Regions from separate parts of the Homo sapiens genome. Here region 1 is linked to region 2. The links are chromatin loops, found by intact Hi-C in ENCODE. Cell type or tissue: Caco-2. All regions are shown on one strand.

Region 1 (8,000 bases), 310 kb before region 2:
AAATGCCATTTCTTGCCCCCCATCCCATGGTTTGCTTGTTGAACTCATGTTCACGAAGGCTCAGTTCAGGTGGGCGGCAGCAGGTGTTCCCCGTTCTGTGTTTTCATGGTGACTGGTACGCATCAATATTCACATTGTACTTACTTGTTTTCGCGTCGGCCTAAGCACATTCTGAGCTGCTGGAGGGTAGGACCTGTGCACGACTCTACCTGGGCATGGCCCAGAGCAGTCGTTTGTAAACGTGTGAGCAAGGAGAAGGGGAAGGAAGGAAAGAACAGTGTCAAAGCTTGAGAAATGGAATGGGTGCCAGTATACCATGGGTGGGAACATTAAGAAACTTAAAGGATAACCACAATCAATGAGCTGCAGTAGCTCAGAACTTTGTGATCGACTTTTATGAGCCATAGAACTTGGCCCTGTTGCCAACAGTTTTTAGAAATACCACAGCCCTAATGCTTAAGCACATTGCTGTAATTCGACTCTCCATAAAGTGATCTTTAAATTGTGTTTTGAGGCTGGGAAGTGCACATCAGTGACACGCTTAACTGTATAGCTGCAGCCAAACTGGAATCTAGACCTATTTGTGTGCAAATACGATGCTTCAAGTTCATTACTGTTATTAGGAAATGGAAATACAGCCAGAGCAGAAATAACAGTCTATTTCCCTCTGCCTGTGCTGTGTTTTCATCAATGAGGCTTCTGAAGGACTATATGCATTTACTAACCCATTAGAATGAGCGATTTTATATCCTAATGTAAAATTAAAGGAATTTAAGGATCTGCCTAGGAGATACACTTGTTTAAACCTATATTAATGTTTCTATTGGTTATGTCGACTCTAACTAGTAACACGTTATTGGAAAGGGAAATGCCCCGGCTGTGTGTGTATTTTCTGAATCTCAATGCTATATTTTTCTGACAAGGTGTGGAGCTGAATTTCTTCTCTTCTATCCAAAATATGAGACGCCGGGTCAATTATAACTATTTTTAAATGTGAAACATATGATCAATTCTTATTTGTTTTATTAACTCATTTCCCTCCCCCCCTTTCCTCCTGATGTATATACTTGAATTCTTCCAACTTTCCTATTTGAGCCCATTCATTTCTTTTCCTAATCTCCTTCAAGCAGTATTTATTGGGGTACTCACCTGGGCTTTCCCTAGGTTGTGTGGGATCCCAGGAAAATATTCTTATATGAGGTCTCTGTCTGTAGTAATTATTTGATTAATAAATGTGTGACAAGACGTATGGGCCCATGTGGGGCATAGTGATTTATCAATAAGGATTTAGAATAATAAGTAGCATAGAGGTACTTATGTATTTACATGTTTTCCAATTGAGGCATGTGAAAGTTGTTCTCCTCCCCAGGTGCCATCTCTTTCTGTTCAGATCTAGAAACCATAGCTTCCTAGTATTTATTGCCAAAGACAACATTCCAAAACAATTCCACATGTCACCTGGTTGTTACGTTAAGGTTGTCACTCATAACCTCTTTGGCTCTTTGCAAGCTGTTTGCATTGAAATGGCATAGCTCATCTTGCCTCTGAATGTCCCCAGTCCATTTACTTAAGGCTGGTGACACCGTTACTCATGACACTGTCCCATCCCTTGTGCTGGTCGGGGACCCTGGCTTCCAGACACTCTTCGAGATGATGACTGCGTTCTGTCAATGATGACCACAAATGCAAGTCTTCCCCAGAGAAAGCAGTAAAATGTGAGTGAGAATTCATTTCTGACCATGTTAAATGTACAGATTTTATAGCATAAAGGTAGAGCAGCACATCTCCCAGCCACGTTTTCTTTTAGACACTGATTGCTGCATTCCTAGGATGTGATCTTGCTGAATGTTAATCATGAGGGGCCCAGGGTGTGGTGGGAGTGGGCTGTGGGTGCAAGAAATATCCTCCCCTCATCCTGTGGAGCTTAAGACTGACCCTAGAAAATACAACTCAAGGATTCCCACTGTATTTCCCGTTACTTCTATAAAAATGTTCATCTGGGGGCTTTTGGAGGGTGGAGGGCGAGAGGAGAGAGAGGATCAGAAAAAGTAACTAATGGGTAGAAGGCTTAATACCTGGGTGATGAAATAATCTGTACAACAAACCCATATGACACAAGTTTACCTACATAACAAATCTGCACTAATACCCCCTGAACTTATGATAAAAGTTAAAAAAAAAAAAGTCCATCTGAAGGTTTGCAGACAGCTTCTGTGTGTTATCCCAGAGATAATCCACCAGGTATTCTCAGAGATCTGGGAACCTTGAGAAATCCTGGATTGTCCAAGAACCTGATGGTTTGTAAAAATAGCATTCTGTCTGTTCCAGCCATTGTACATGTGTATATGGGACTAAATATAAGTGTTTAGTTGTTATAATTTTCTGCACCCATTTATGAAGTGTCTTGATGTTATTTTTCTTTTATAAAAATATAACAAAAAAATTAAAAACTTAGCTGGGCATGGTGGCTCACACCTGCAATCCCAGAACTTTGGGAGGCTGAGGCAGGAGGATCACTTGAGCCCAGGAGTTCAAGAACAGCAAAATAGGGAGACCCCATCTCTTAAAAAAAAGTTAGCCAGGTATAGTGTTGCTATCGGGTCCTGTGGTCCCAGCTACTCAAGAGGCCGAGGTGACGGGATCTCTTGAGCCCAGGAAGTTGAGGCTGCAGTGAGCTGTGATCATGCCACTGCCCTCTAGCCTAGGCAACAGAGCGAGATCCTGTCTCAAAAAAACAAAACCCCCAAAATAAACAACTTAAAATCAGGGAGGTTGATAGTGGGAGAGGCTGTACCTGTGTGGGGTAGGGGAATATGGGAACTCTCTCTAGTATCTGCTCAATTTTGTTGTAAACGTAAAGCTGATACAAAAAATAAAGCTTATTTAAAAGGGGTAAAACAATGTAAGAAAAAAATTGTTCTAGGTGTGATGAGTGTGATATCACCGCATCAATTGGAAATGGGAGAGGAGATCAATCCCAAAGCCCCATGGCTGCTGGTCTGGAAAGTCTTGGAAGCGGGGTGCAACACAGAGCCTGCAAAGGAGTTGGGGTAACCTCCTTGCTTGCCAGGGTTAAGGATGCTTTCCACCACCCGAGCTCCACAAGCACTGTGGCCCCGAGGTGGCCCTGTAATTAGAACAGACGGGTGAGTGCCATGCACAGACCCACACACTCGACTCTTGTCCCAGAGTCAAAAGGGGCTCTGCAGGGGCTCAGAGCCCTGAGCTTGTCCCGTGTCTGCCGTGAGCAATCCTCCCAAGTCAGCACATCAGCACCATTCCGGGAGCCCAGTATGGCACAATCCCTTGAAACCAATGTGTCCCACCCGGTGGGAGTGATCCACTGGCCAGGCTGCCCTCCTGGCTCAGGACAAGGCCCACTCCAGGGGTGTGAGTCTGGGAGCTTCTTGGGGCATCTGACTGACCCTATGTTGTGGAAGTGGCCCCTGCTCTCAGGCAATTTACATTCTTGGCTTGTCAGCAAGACTGAGAACCATAAAGTTTCTGCCTTCCTTATGAACTCTATTGAATTGGCCTTTGAGACCCAGGCCTGTACAGAAGAGGTGTTTGTCCCTCCTGATGACGGAGGAGGCCTGTGCCCCTGCCTTGGCCCCCAGATCTTTCCTCCACCAGCAAGCAAAATACAAGGAGCCAGTATCAGCACCATTGGGTCCATCCTGCGGTCTCCCCACATGCAGAGGACTCTTATCCACACAGTGAGGACCTCACTTTCCTCTGTTGCTCCTCTGGTCTTACCATCAGCACTCAGAGCTGCTCTGTACAGTTGTGCAGGTTGTGCATTGCACAATGGTGCCCATTGCCGGCAGTTACCACTCACATTACAGACATTGCGGATTTGTGTATGTTACATTTCCAGCAGATGGCAGTAAATTGCCTTGTTCTAACAAAAATCAGTAGAGTGTGATGATTTTATGATAGACGGAAGTCTTAAAGAAGAGGTGCCTTTTAGTCATTTGTAGGAAAGGGTCATAGAGGCCAGTAGTACTTTGCACTACACCTGACCACTGCGGACTTACTGCTCCGGTAGCTCTGCTGTCCAGCTTGTGGAGCCAGCTTTATTTTTCCCCAGTTAGCTTCAATCATTCATTCAAAAAATTACTGAATTACTGCTATGTGCCAAAACCCTGAGAATTTCGAAGGTTTTATAAAATAGCTTTTTAATATAGGGAGGTGACTAGTTGTCTGCTTAAAATTTGGGGGCCTCCTTCCATGATGTAGAGTGCCCCAGCCTCCCTTGCATGTGTCTAGTTCTGGCCAATGGAATGTGAAAAAGAGTGCATTGTCACCTCCAAGGCAAGTTAAGAAGTGAGTGTGTCACTCTCCTCCCCTCTTCCCCATCTTCTGGCTGGATTCGCAAGACCTGAAGGCCTGGTGAAGTCTGAGCCACAGGACCAAGGGAGCCTGGGGCCCTGAGGCCCGTCAGGACTCACTCAGCAAGGATAGGAGGTGACAATCTCAGTGGCTCATGATAACTTCATGGGCTTACTCTCTGAGGCTGATGGAGTTTGAGTTTGGGAATTGCCCTGCTGTTATACAAAGTTTTGCTTAGTGTCGTAGAAATGAGTCTGGCTTTGTTTTCCAATAGACCTAGGTTCAAGCCCTAATGTTGCCACTGATTAGCTGGGTGATCTTAGTCTTTAAGACTAAATCTCTATTTTCTCCTCTATAAAGTAATAATAATAATAATAACGGCAATCTCCCATATTTATTATGAGAATTAAGGGGCCATGATATGTGCAGAGTGCTGAGACTGCTGCTTGACACACGCAGAGCACCCAGTGAATGCTCCCAAGACCCTCAGGGCTGCAGGTTGCAGTGGTTATGGGTATGGGCCTGAATCCTACCTCTGTCTCATTGTGTAATCCTTGGAAAATTATATGTGGATTCTTCTTGGGGACTTGATTTACTCATTTGTAAAATGAGGACAGTGTTTTCCACATAAAGGTGCTGTGAGGTTGAGATTAGAGAATGAGAACACCGTCTGGTACAGAGTAAACACTCAGTGTCGTGGCTTGAACCGTGCCCCCACCCAGAAGATATGTCCACCGTCTTAGTCCATTTTCTGTTGCTGTAACTGAATAATGGAGACTGGGTAGTTTATAAAGAAAATAAATTTATTTCTTATAGTTACGGAGGCTGGGAAGTCCAAATCAGGTGGCTGCATCTGGTTGGCTTCTGGAGAGGGCCTTGGGCTGTGTCATAACATGGTGAAGGCATCACAGGGCAAGAGAGGCTCACTGAGAGCCAAACTGGCTTTTTAACAGGTTCACTCCAGTGATAACCCATTAATTCATTAACCCGTTAATGACTTGGAGCAGAGCCCTCATGATCCAATTACTTCTTTTTTTTAAATTTTATTATTATTATACTTTAAGTTTTAAGGTACATGTGCACAACGTGCAGGTTTGTTACATATGTGTACATGTACCATGTTGGTGTTACTTCTTAAAGGCCTCTCATTTTAACAATATTACATTGGGGATTAAGTTTCAACACGAGTTTTGGAGGGGGCAAACATTCAAACCATAGTATCAATGTTGCAACTTTTGGAACCTGCGAATGTGACCTAATTTGGAGAAAGGGTCTTCATAGATGTAATCAATTTAAAGATCTTGAGATGAGATCATCCTGGATTATCCAGATAGGCCCTAAGTCCAATGGCAGGCGGACTTAGAAGAGAAGACACAGACATAGACAAGAGGGCCATGTGGAGATGGAGGCAGAGATTGGGGTGATGCAGGGAGAAGCCAAGAAATACCAGGAGCTACCAGAAACTGGAAGAGGGAAGGAAGGTGTTTCCCTTAGAGCTTTTGGAGGAAGTACAGCCATCTCTACACCTTGATTTTGGACTTCTGGCCTTGAGAACTGTGGGAAACGAAATTTCTGTTTTTAAGCCACCCTTTGCTGTAATTTGTTACAGCAGCCCTAGGAAGCTGATCTACTTGGTAAATACTATCTTCTTGTCGTTATTGAAGAAATTCTCTCATGGTTACTGGAGGAGGTAAGCAGCTGTGGCTTTGGGAAGACTGGAGGTACTGAGATGGGTGGGCAGTGTTTTTGAAGTAGACTAGGGCAGGAGTTGGCAAACATTTTTCAATAAAAGGCCATTTAGTAAGTGGTTGTTTCAAGTCTGCTTTTGTAGCACGAAAGCCCAAAGGCAGCCTCAGACAATACTTAAATGACAAGATGATGGATTTGGCCTGCCCTTGGGCAGGAGTTTGCTGACCCTCAGTCCGGGGCAGCACAATTCCAGGTAGTTCACGGGCTATGCCAGTCCAAGAACTCTTTGTTACTTTCTGTGGTGAGATAAGTGCTGAAATGGAGAGTGTTTAGAAACTTTTGTAGCAACTTGATAGAGTAATTTTATATCCGTTGAAGCTAAGGGCAAAATATTTACCTGCATATGTACATTTTATGATATTTGTACATAATTATGGTGTACATGTGATATTTTGATATATGCACACAATGTGTAATGATCAAATTGGGGTATTTAGGATATTCATCACCTTGAACATGTATCATTTCTTTGTGTTGGGAACATTTCAAATCTTCTAGCTATTTTGAAATATACAATAGATTATTGTTAACTGTAGTCAATCAACTGTGCTATTGAACACGAGAACTGTATATGTATTACGGTTCTCTAGAGCGACAGATCTAACAGGATATATATATATATAGACTCATATATATATCATATATATGATATATATATAAACTCATATATATCATATATATGATATATATATAAACTCATATATATATCATATATATGATATATGTATAAACTCATATATATATCATATATATGATATATATATATATATGAGTTTATTAAGTATTAACTTACACCATCACAAGTTCCCACAATAGGCTGTCTGCAAGCTTAAGGAGATAGGAGAGCCAGTCCGAGTCTCAAAACTGAAGAACTTGGAGTTCGATGTTTGAGGACAGGAAGCATCCAGCACAGGAGAAAAATGTAGGCTGGGAGGCTAAGCTAGTCTCTCCTTTTCCCGTTTTTCTGCCTGCTTTATATTCGATGGCTGCGATTAGATGGTGCCCAGCAGACTAAGGGTGGATCTCCCTTCCTCAGACCACTGACTCAAATGTTAATCTCTTTTGGCAACACCCTCAGAGACACACCCAGGATCAATACTTTGTATCCTTCAATCCAATCAAGTTGACACTCAGTATTAACCATCACAGTATGTTTGTATCCATTAACCAACCTATCTTCCTCCCCGTGTTTCCCCACCCTCTGGTAAATATCATTCTACTCTCTGCCTCCCTAAGATCCACTTTTTTTAGCTTCCACATTGTATTAGTCCATTCGCACACTACTATGAAGAACTTCCTGAGACTGGGTAATTTATAAAAGAAAGAGGTTTCATTGACTCACAGTTCCACATGGCTTGGGGGGCCTCAGGAAACTTACAATCATGGTGGAAGGTGAAGGGGAAGCAAGGACCTTCTTCACATGGTGGCAGGAGAGAGAAACGTGTGTGAGAGTGCAGGAGAAACTACCATTTGTAAAACCATCAGAGCTCATGAGAATTCACTCAGTATCACAAGAATGGCATGGGGAAAACTGTCCCCTAATTCAATCACTTCCCATCAGGTTCCTCCCTTAACACCTGGGGTATTGCAATTCAAGATGATATTTGGTTGGGGACACACAGCTAAACCACATCACACATATAAATGAGAACATGTGATATTTGTCTTTCTGTGCCTGACTTATTTCACTTAACATAATGATCCCCAGTTCCATCCATGTTGCTACAAATGACAGGATTTTATTCTTTTTAATGGCTGAATAGTATTTCATTGTGTATACATCACATTTTCTTTATCCATTCATTTGCTGGTGGACATGCAGGTTGATTGCACATCTTGACTATTGTGAATAGTGCTGCAATAAACATTGGGGTCAGGTATCCTATCCTTTAGATATACTGATTGCCTTTCCTTTGGAT
Region 2 (8,000 bases):
TTCCTTTGGCGTTTCTGAGCCTTAGAAAGCTGGGGGCAGATGTTGAAAGCTGAGCTGCTGCCGTGCCCCTAGGGGTCGGCAGACAATCAATTTCTAACCTGTTGCTGGGCAGCTCAGGCGTCATGAAAGAGACTTAATCTCCAACGATTAAATATTAAATGCTTTCTAACATTTAAACATTAGGCTCGTTTTATGATTGTGAAAGCAGCAGTAAAGCAAGGGAGAGACAAGTTTACTGCATCTTAACTTGTGCAGCAAATTGAATTTCTATCGATGGGGAGAAGTGCTTCTCCCCGTAAGAACTCTCCAAGTGCCTGGACTACAAAGATGGGCAGAGGTTTGTGGGTTTCTTTTTTTTTTTTAATGCAGTAATAACATTTACAGAGATGAAACTGTCAGCACTACCCCTAATACTGCAGATTAATTTTGACAGTCATCTTTCTAATGCAGGGGAGGGAGCTATTGCCTGTGTCCCTGGGGAACGTCTGAAGATGAAACTAGAGAAATACAAGTATTTGCTGTGGTTGCTTTGCTCTATTTGATCTTTAAAATATTTTTTTTTCATTCTACAAACTTTTCTCCATAGGTGTGAACACATTAGCGTAAATAACTCTGTACTCTGGGCATTTTTTAAAACTGTTTTTATGTGTACCCAGCTTTTCCTTTCTGCAACTGCACTCATCCACACAAAAGATTAAAATCACAATTGTGAACATTTATTGAGTTTCTTTTTGTGCCAGGTACTGTTTATTTTAAGCACCTTGCATGTGCTAACTCAATTGGGGGTCACTTGACCCACTAAGATGGGATTCTGTGGCTTAGATTTCTAAACGAGGAAACAGGATGTTGAGGAAACTCTGGGGAGAAGCACAGCTGGGGCTTAGACCCAGGCAGTTGGGATCCCAAGTCAGTGCGCCCAGCTCCCAGCTCCTAGCTCCTGAGCGCTTGACGCAGAAACAGTTCTGCTCTGCTTCCTGCCCTTTCCCTACAGCCAGGGACCTTACGCTCTTCCAGGTAGGGCCTGGAAGGGGGATGTGGTGAAGATTAAGGGAGCAGCTGGGGAGCTGAATCCATCTCCGTACTGAACAAAGGAGTCACCAGCTAGTGGCCCTACCAGACAGGAATCGCCTGCTTACAATGTCAGCTGTTCTGCTTTACTCACCTGGGGCTCTGAGAAGCCAACACTGATGCCTCAGGGTCTTTTTTAAAAGTTGGAAAGTTTAGAGCAATAATAAAAGGACTGGTTTGCAGGAACTCAATTCTCACATGCAACAGGAAGTCTATGCCTCCTCTAAGTGAATTCTTTGGGCTAAACCATTACCAATATTCAACTATTCTTGACCTACCAAAACAGCAGTTTCATGTGATACAACTGTATTTATATTTTTATTATATTCATATGTTTCACTCTTAATCAGATTTGCCTAATCTGATGGGGTGATTTTTCCTTTGTACCACACAAGTATTTTTCTTCTTTTATGGATATTTGTTCTTAATCTTCTTTTGTTTTTTGATACCATCAATGTGTCCCTTTTTACCTGACATAAGTTGTCACCCAGCTGTCTTCCAGCTTGCATTTATCCATCAGCATCAGGGCATCTTTTCATTTGTAACCCTTCTTTGTCATTTTGCCTTAACTTTGTCTTTTCACAGCTCACAAAGAAAATATTCCATAATAAAGGATACTTTTAGCAACAGCGTTGAAAAGTTACAGTTATAAAATGTGAAAGGAAAATACATCTTGGGACCCCAAAATCACTAAGCCAAGGGAAAAAATCAAGCTGGGAACTGTGTCAGAAACCTGCCTCAGATTGTATTCCTAAATAAGATAGCTACAAAGATAAAAAGCTGCATACCTTCCTCACAATTTGCCTACAAGAAAATTCCTTACGGACAAAGGACAGACAGAACTCAAAGTCATCTCTCTGAGGCTCGCCTGAGACAAATGCATACCTGGCTGCTTTCTCTGCCCTGCTGTTTATGTGATAAATGCAGATTCACTGAGCCAGACTAAACTGTGTATTCAGTGCAAGGCTGATAGAGGACTCAGAAGAATGCAATCTTTTGTCTCTTATCTACCTATGTCCTGAAAGCCTCTGCCTCTTGTCGTCCCGCCTTACCTGATTAAAACGATGTACATCTTCTACATATTGATTGATGTCTGATGTCTCCCTAAAATGTATAAAAGCAAGCTGTACCCTGACCACCTCAGACACATGTCATCAGGACCTCCTGAGGCTGTGTCACTGTCACGAGTACATCCTTAAACTTGGCAAAATAAACTTCCTAAATTGATTGAGACCTGTCTCAGACAACTTTCGGTTTACAAAAACATAGAGGAATATTTGCAAAGTGCTTCAATTGTATTATGGGTATTTTGGCTTGCTACGTCTTTTTCATTTCTTTTCATTAATCTTACACCAAAGTTTGCCCACTTGTGTGGAATGAGCTGCCACATAGTTGGCTCATTTTGCTTTTGATTTACATGGAGGCAATGTGTCCTAGAAGGGACACCTTTGAATCCCAACAGTTAATTTTCTCCTCTGCTTAGAGGAACACTTGAGAAGCAGGGATTCCTATCGACAGGGGCTGAGAGAAGCACTGCTTTCCAGCTACAGGAGAACCCTGGCTGGGAGCAGAAGATGGCGGAAAGGTCCACCTTCTCCCTTCTCATAGTTTTGCCTTACGTTTCACCTTTTTAGTAAAACCTTGAAACATGAATGCACACCTATGTTCAGCCATGAGTCTGAGATCATATTTCAGGACAATCACCAGCATGTTTTGATGAGTGACTTGTTGGACTCTGCTTAACCTCATTTCTGCACCTTACTTGTATGTGAATAAGGAGGGCATGCGGACATCTGGAACAAAAGAAGGAAAAGTGTTGCTCGTTTGTTTCACTGAAAACTGGTGAAATGCCAAGATGTCAATGTATGCATATTTTCATTGATCCTTATGTTTAACATGTTACTGAACTATAAGACCCAGCATGGTCAGCAGATCAAAGACACAAAGAACCTAAGCCGGAGATGAGCTGGACTTGATAACAGGTTATGTAGATGAAAGAGAGTAAACTAAGAAGGCTGGCCCTGGTGCTAGTTGGCTTTTTCTAAAACTGTGAAGCGCACGTCATTCCTCTCGGCCTCCTTTTTCTTTTCCATTGCGAAATTGTCAGAGTTAAACTGAAATATCTCTAAGAATTTCCCAACAAATAAGTGATTCAGTGGGCTCTCTAGTATGTCAGAATTTTGTTTGGAAAATTTTTAAAGAAAGACCTAACGACCTTTTCAGATAAAAATCGCAAATATAATTAAGGAGCTGGGAGGTAAGACTTGTGAAGAAAGGTTTAATAAGCAAGAATTATTTTGCCTTGGAGGAGAAAAGACAAGGAGTTGATATTACAGTAACCCCTTGATGAAACAGAAATCTAAAAAAATGAGTATAATAAGCCTAGTTTTTCTTTAAAACTAATATGTTACGATTTGAAAAAAAAACAGAAACATGCTCGTTAAAGAAAACAAAATTGCCAAAAGTTTGCACACAGAGAAACAAAAACGTAATTGCATCCCCCATACTCACGTTTAATCTTTCACTGAATTTTCTTTTAGCAGTTTTCTCTAGTTAAAAATGTCTACATTATATTGCATATATATATTTCTGTATTCTGTTATTTTAAATTTAGAATAAAACAAACACTTCTAAATGCTATAAAATTTTATTGTTTCGTGACACTATGCCATAGTTTATATAACTATATATTTTTTTTGCTTCTAGTCATAGCCCTGTGGAAAATGTGCATAATACTTTGCTCTATATTATCAGTATTTCCTCATGATATAATACTACTGCTGAGCTTCCCGGGTCAATGGAAATAAACGTATTTGCTGTTGTTGATAACGTTCTCAAATTGCCTTGAGACGAGTTCCACCAAGTTACAGTCCCAACTGCAATCTGTTTCCCCTGTCACCAGCATACTCTCCAGAAGTTATAATTATATTATGCTTGTTAGTGAGATTTCCTTCTTCTTTTTGTAAATGTCTCTTCATAAACTTTGCCCACTGATTTGCTGACATCTTAATGGTGTTGAACAATCACCCAATGGACTTAGATTTTTCCAAGAACATGCAAGCATGAGATGATTTTTTAAAAATTCATATGCATAGGAATTTACTGGAAAGACTAAAGCCTCTGAGTCAACAGAGGCTCAGGAAAAATGCCACAGCTTGATTAAGTTGCTGTCTTCTCTATATCTATGTTCACCTCTTAAAAAGTGTCAAACTGGATGATCTTTGTGACCATGAAAATATTCTCTTGGAGAAGAATAAAGAAAGAAGGAAGAAGACCTCAGAGTTAGTACGTTATTGGTTGGGGATAGCAGAGAAATGATTCTTACTTTGGTATCAGGTAGGCATCTTAAAATCCCTTCCAATGCAGAAACTCAGAAGCTTTATACCTGTATGTCTGTTTTGTCTCTGTTGTATGTGTGTGTGTGTGTGTGTGTGTGTGTGTGCGCGCGCACGTGTCTATCTACCTACCTACCTACCAACCATCTATCATCTCTCTATTTATGTCTATCATCTTTTTTCTGTCATCCATCTTTCTATTGTCAGTCATCTACATAGTCTGTCATCTATTTTTCTGTGTCTGTCATCTATTTTTGTGTCTGTCATCTATCATCTATCTGTCTACCTATCTTTCTATGTCTATCATATCTCTCTTTCTTTGTCATATACCTATCATCCACCTATCTGTCAATCATCTGTCATCTGTGTCTGTCAACTATCTACCTACCTATCTGTATTTCTGTATATATCTGTCATCTTTCTTTGTCATCTGTCTATATCTAACTATCTATGTCTATCATCTCTCCCTTTGTTATCTGTCTGTCTGTCTGTCTATCTGTCTATCCATCCATCCATCCATCCATCCATCCATCCAATCTGTTCTCTTGCTCCTGTTTTTATCCAGTAAATCTTGGAGCAGGCCTAGTACCCTTAAGAGCTACTTCCCTTCATGGCCAAAGCTGTGGGTGGTCTATGCAAAAATGCTTGTGGCCTCCCACCTGCTGTGGGAGCAGCTTTATCTTATCCTTGTGACCATGTGTGACAAGGTCAATGGTCACAAAGATAAGGTCACAAAGATAAGATCAAATCTCAGGGTCCTGAGGTATTCTTAGAGGAATGACTAGGCAGTATCTCTGGTCCCTTTGCTGTGCCATGATTCATTCCCCCCTTTTGTGTCTCAGCCTCTTTTTTTTCTTCTGAAGCTTTTTTTCGCTTGGGGTACACTGCCTGTGGTTTTAGCTTACCCTTCAACTTTACCTCTCTGTCTTGATCTCTGGAGGAATGCTCCTCTGGGTTATTTGCATCAACCATGACTCATTATTCTGGAGCTGAAGGGACAGTTCCCTGCCACTCCTGGGCCCATGGCTTAAGCCCTCAGCTGGGGTTTAGCAGGCCAGGTTCCTCCTTTCCAGCAGGAAAGCGGAGACAGAATTTAGTGCTGCTTATTGTTCTTCACTGCAATCAAAAGCAGAAAAATAGATCTATATGAATTTTAATTTCAGTAATCACAGTACAATTAATTTGGTCAAGAGGAGATCTAGAAACAGATATGATTTTGGTCATTGGTCAAATGATGCCCTTGTCTATGGTCACAAAGATAAGATAATTTCTCAGCATCCTGAGATGTTCTTAGAGGAATGACCGTGGGGTGTCTCTGGTCCCTTCCCTGTGTTATGATTCTTTTCCCCCTTCTGTGTCTCCCACCTGCCATGGTATGGTGAAGAGCTGAACTTTTCTGTTTTTATGAGAATTATTAGGTCTGTGTATGATTAAGAAGAAGTGCTAGTGAGGTTTAAATTTAAATGCCTTTATTATTCAAAATTTTTATCTCAGAGCTTTTGCAGAAATTTTAGCCTCTGGCTAAACAATGATTACTTTGCCGTAATTTTTCTCCCTAGCAGTAGATAGCCTTGCATTCAGTGGCTTCCCTTCCAACACAAGTCAGTTTATTTCAAGTTCTCAACACAGCTGAGGTTCTTTATCAATTGTTGATTATCATCCATGCTATGCAGGAGCCCATTTCCTCTGTATTCATAACACAGCACTGGCTACATCCTCAGCCTCACAATCAGTGTTCCTACAGAGTCCATATACCCAGTAGATCTAATGAAACTCTTCTCCACCAACCTGAAGTAAAATAAAAAGTTTTGTCTTATTTTGGGGTTTTGTTGTTACTAGACAGTGATGTTTCAAGGTTGACATATCATCTCTCTGATGTAAAACAGCTTTAGAATATAAATATATGATAAAAAGCAAAATTTACAGCATTTAAGTAAGAATGGACAGCTGTTTACAATGGTCTGGAATTCAACTGTATCATTCAGAATAAGTTATCTCCCACTTATCTCTACATGACATTGCAAATTAGAAAATCACAGTTTTTAGCTTCCAGTATAGAAAAACAGGGATATGAATTATGCAAATGCAAAGCAGTTGATTTCAAAGATGAATTCAGTCTGGAAATTACTTTGTTACCCATGAACAACCTAAATTATATAAATAGCTAACATTTATTAACAGCCTGCCTCATGTCACACCATATACTTGGTACTTTGGAAGCATTATATGTTATACTTAAAATGCCGTAATTCCTGGGCCTCAGTTGTAGTAATTAACATGAGACCTAGGCTGGGTGTGGTGACTCATGTCTGTAATCCCAGCACTTTGGGAGCCTGAGGCGGGCAGATCACCTGAGGTCAGGAGCTCGAGACCAGCCTGGCCAACATGGTGAAACCCTGTCTCTACTAAAAATACAAAAATTAGCCAGACATGGTGGTGGATGCCTGTAATCTCAGCTACTCAGGAGGCCGAGGCAGGAGAATTGCTTGAACCCAGGAGGCAGAGGTTGCAGTGAGCTGAGACTGTGCCATGGCACTCCAGCCTAGGTGACAAGAGTGAAACTCTGTCTCAAAAAATAAATAAATAAATAAAAATAAAAAAGACCTAAAGAATGAGTATGAGCTAAGCATTTGAAAGAGGAGTTGAGGAGAAAAGTAATATTCTAGGTAGAGGAAAAACAGCTTTGCAGAAATATGAAGGTACTAGAAAATATTTTGAATTCTAGAAATAAAATGAACATTTAGCAAAGCGGAATATCGTAGAAGGTATTGCTGAAAAACTCCATCATGCAAGGATTAGAAGTAGGTAAATTTGTTTGAAATATAAGTACATAAACTTGGATTTTATTGTGATAATAAGGAATTGCTGGATTTTAATCAGATAAAGGTATTTACCTGATACTTAATTTGTATTTTATTTATTTAGAGAGAAGGTCTCCTTCTGTCTCTGTCACCCAGGCTGGAATGCAGTGGGATGATCATGGCTCACTGTAGCCTCAACCTTCCAGGTTCAAGTGATAGTCCCACTTCAGCCTCTTGAGTAGCTGGGACTACAAGTGCATGCCACAACACCTGGATATGTGTGATTGTGTGTGTGTGTGTGTGTGTGTGTGTGCATGCCACCACACCCGGGTGTGTGTGTATAGGGATGGAATCTCACTATGTTGCCCAGGTTGGTCTTGAAATCCTGGACTCAAGTACTCCTCCTGCCTTGGCCTCCAAAAGTGCTGACATTCAAGCATGAGCCACTGTTCCTGGCCCAATTTATGTTTTAAAAGATTGTTCTGAATACAACATGGCAAGTGGGTCACAGAGGATGAAAATGGGAAGCAGGAGGTGTTGGAATAGACTAGAGACAATGCTTGCCCAATCCAGGAGATGGACTGGACTAGGACAAATGGATGTACAGCGATGTCGTGTTGCAGGTAGAATTGAGAGGATTGGGATTGCCCTGGAGGTGGGTAAGAAAGGAGGTGACAGGTGAAGGGAAGCCTGATGACTGTGCCCCTAGGTTGGTACCATTTCTAACTCCAGGAAGACTGGAGGAGGAAGGAGGAAGGGGCACAAGGTGATGAACTCAAGCTGGTGCCTGTTGAAA

The links. Peaks named below come from ENCODE experiments on the same cell type or tissue, not always from the same donor. Only the 100,000 strongest peaks of a DNase experiment are listed, where the experiment ranks them.
Region 1: a loop joins it to region 2, with 4 times the contacts of the local background. A loop is called at or near these places in 1 of 110 quality-filtered maps.

Annotation. Positions count from the first base shown.
Region 1 is chr5:10,141,957-10,149,956 of GRCh38, reverse strand. No RefSeq gene overlaps it. Among named protein-coding and RNA genes, the nearest start is that of ATPSCKMT, 100 kb to the left of the region's middle. In Caco-2, a CTCF peak has its summit at 3,847 (motif pointing right); a DNase peak (open chromatin) is centred at 3,823.
Region 2 is chr5:9,827,116-9,835,115 of GRCh38, reverse strand. All of the region lies in intron 4 of LINC02112 (long intergenic non-protein coding RNA 2112), which reads left to right. It also overlaps a transcript of TAS2R1 not described here. Among named protein-coding and RNA genes, the nearest start is that of LINC02221, 23 kb to the left of the region's middle. RefSeq lists enhancers at 974-1,475, 2,199-2,699, 2,700-3,200. In Caco-2, no CTCF peak of the experiment used is centred here; DNase peaks (open chromatin) are centred at 2,065 and 3,065.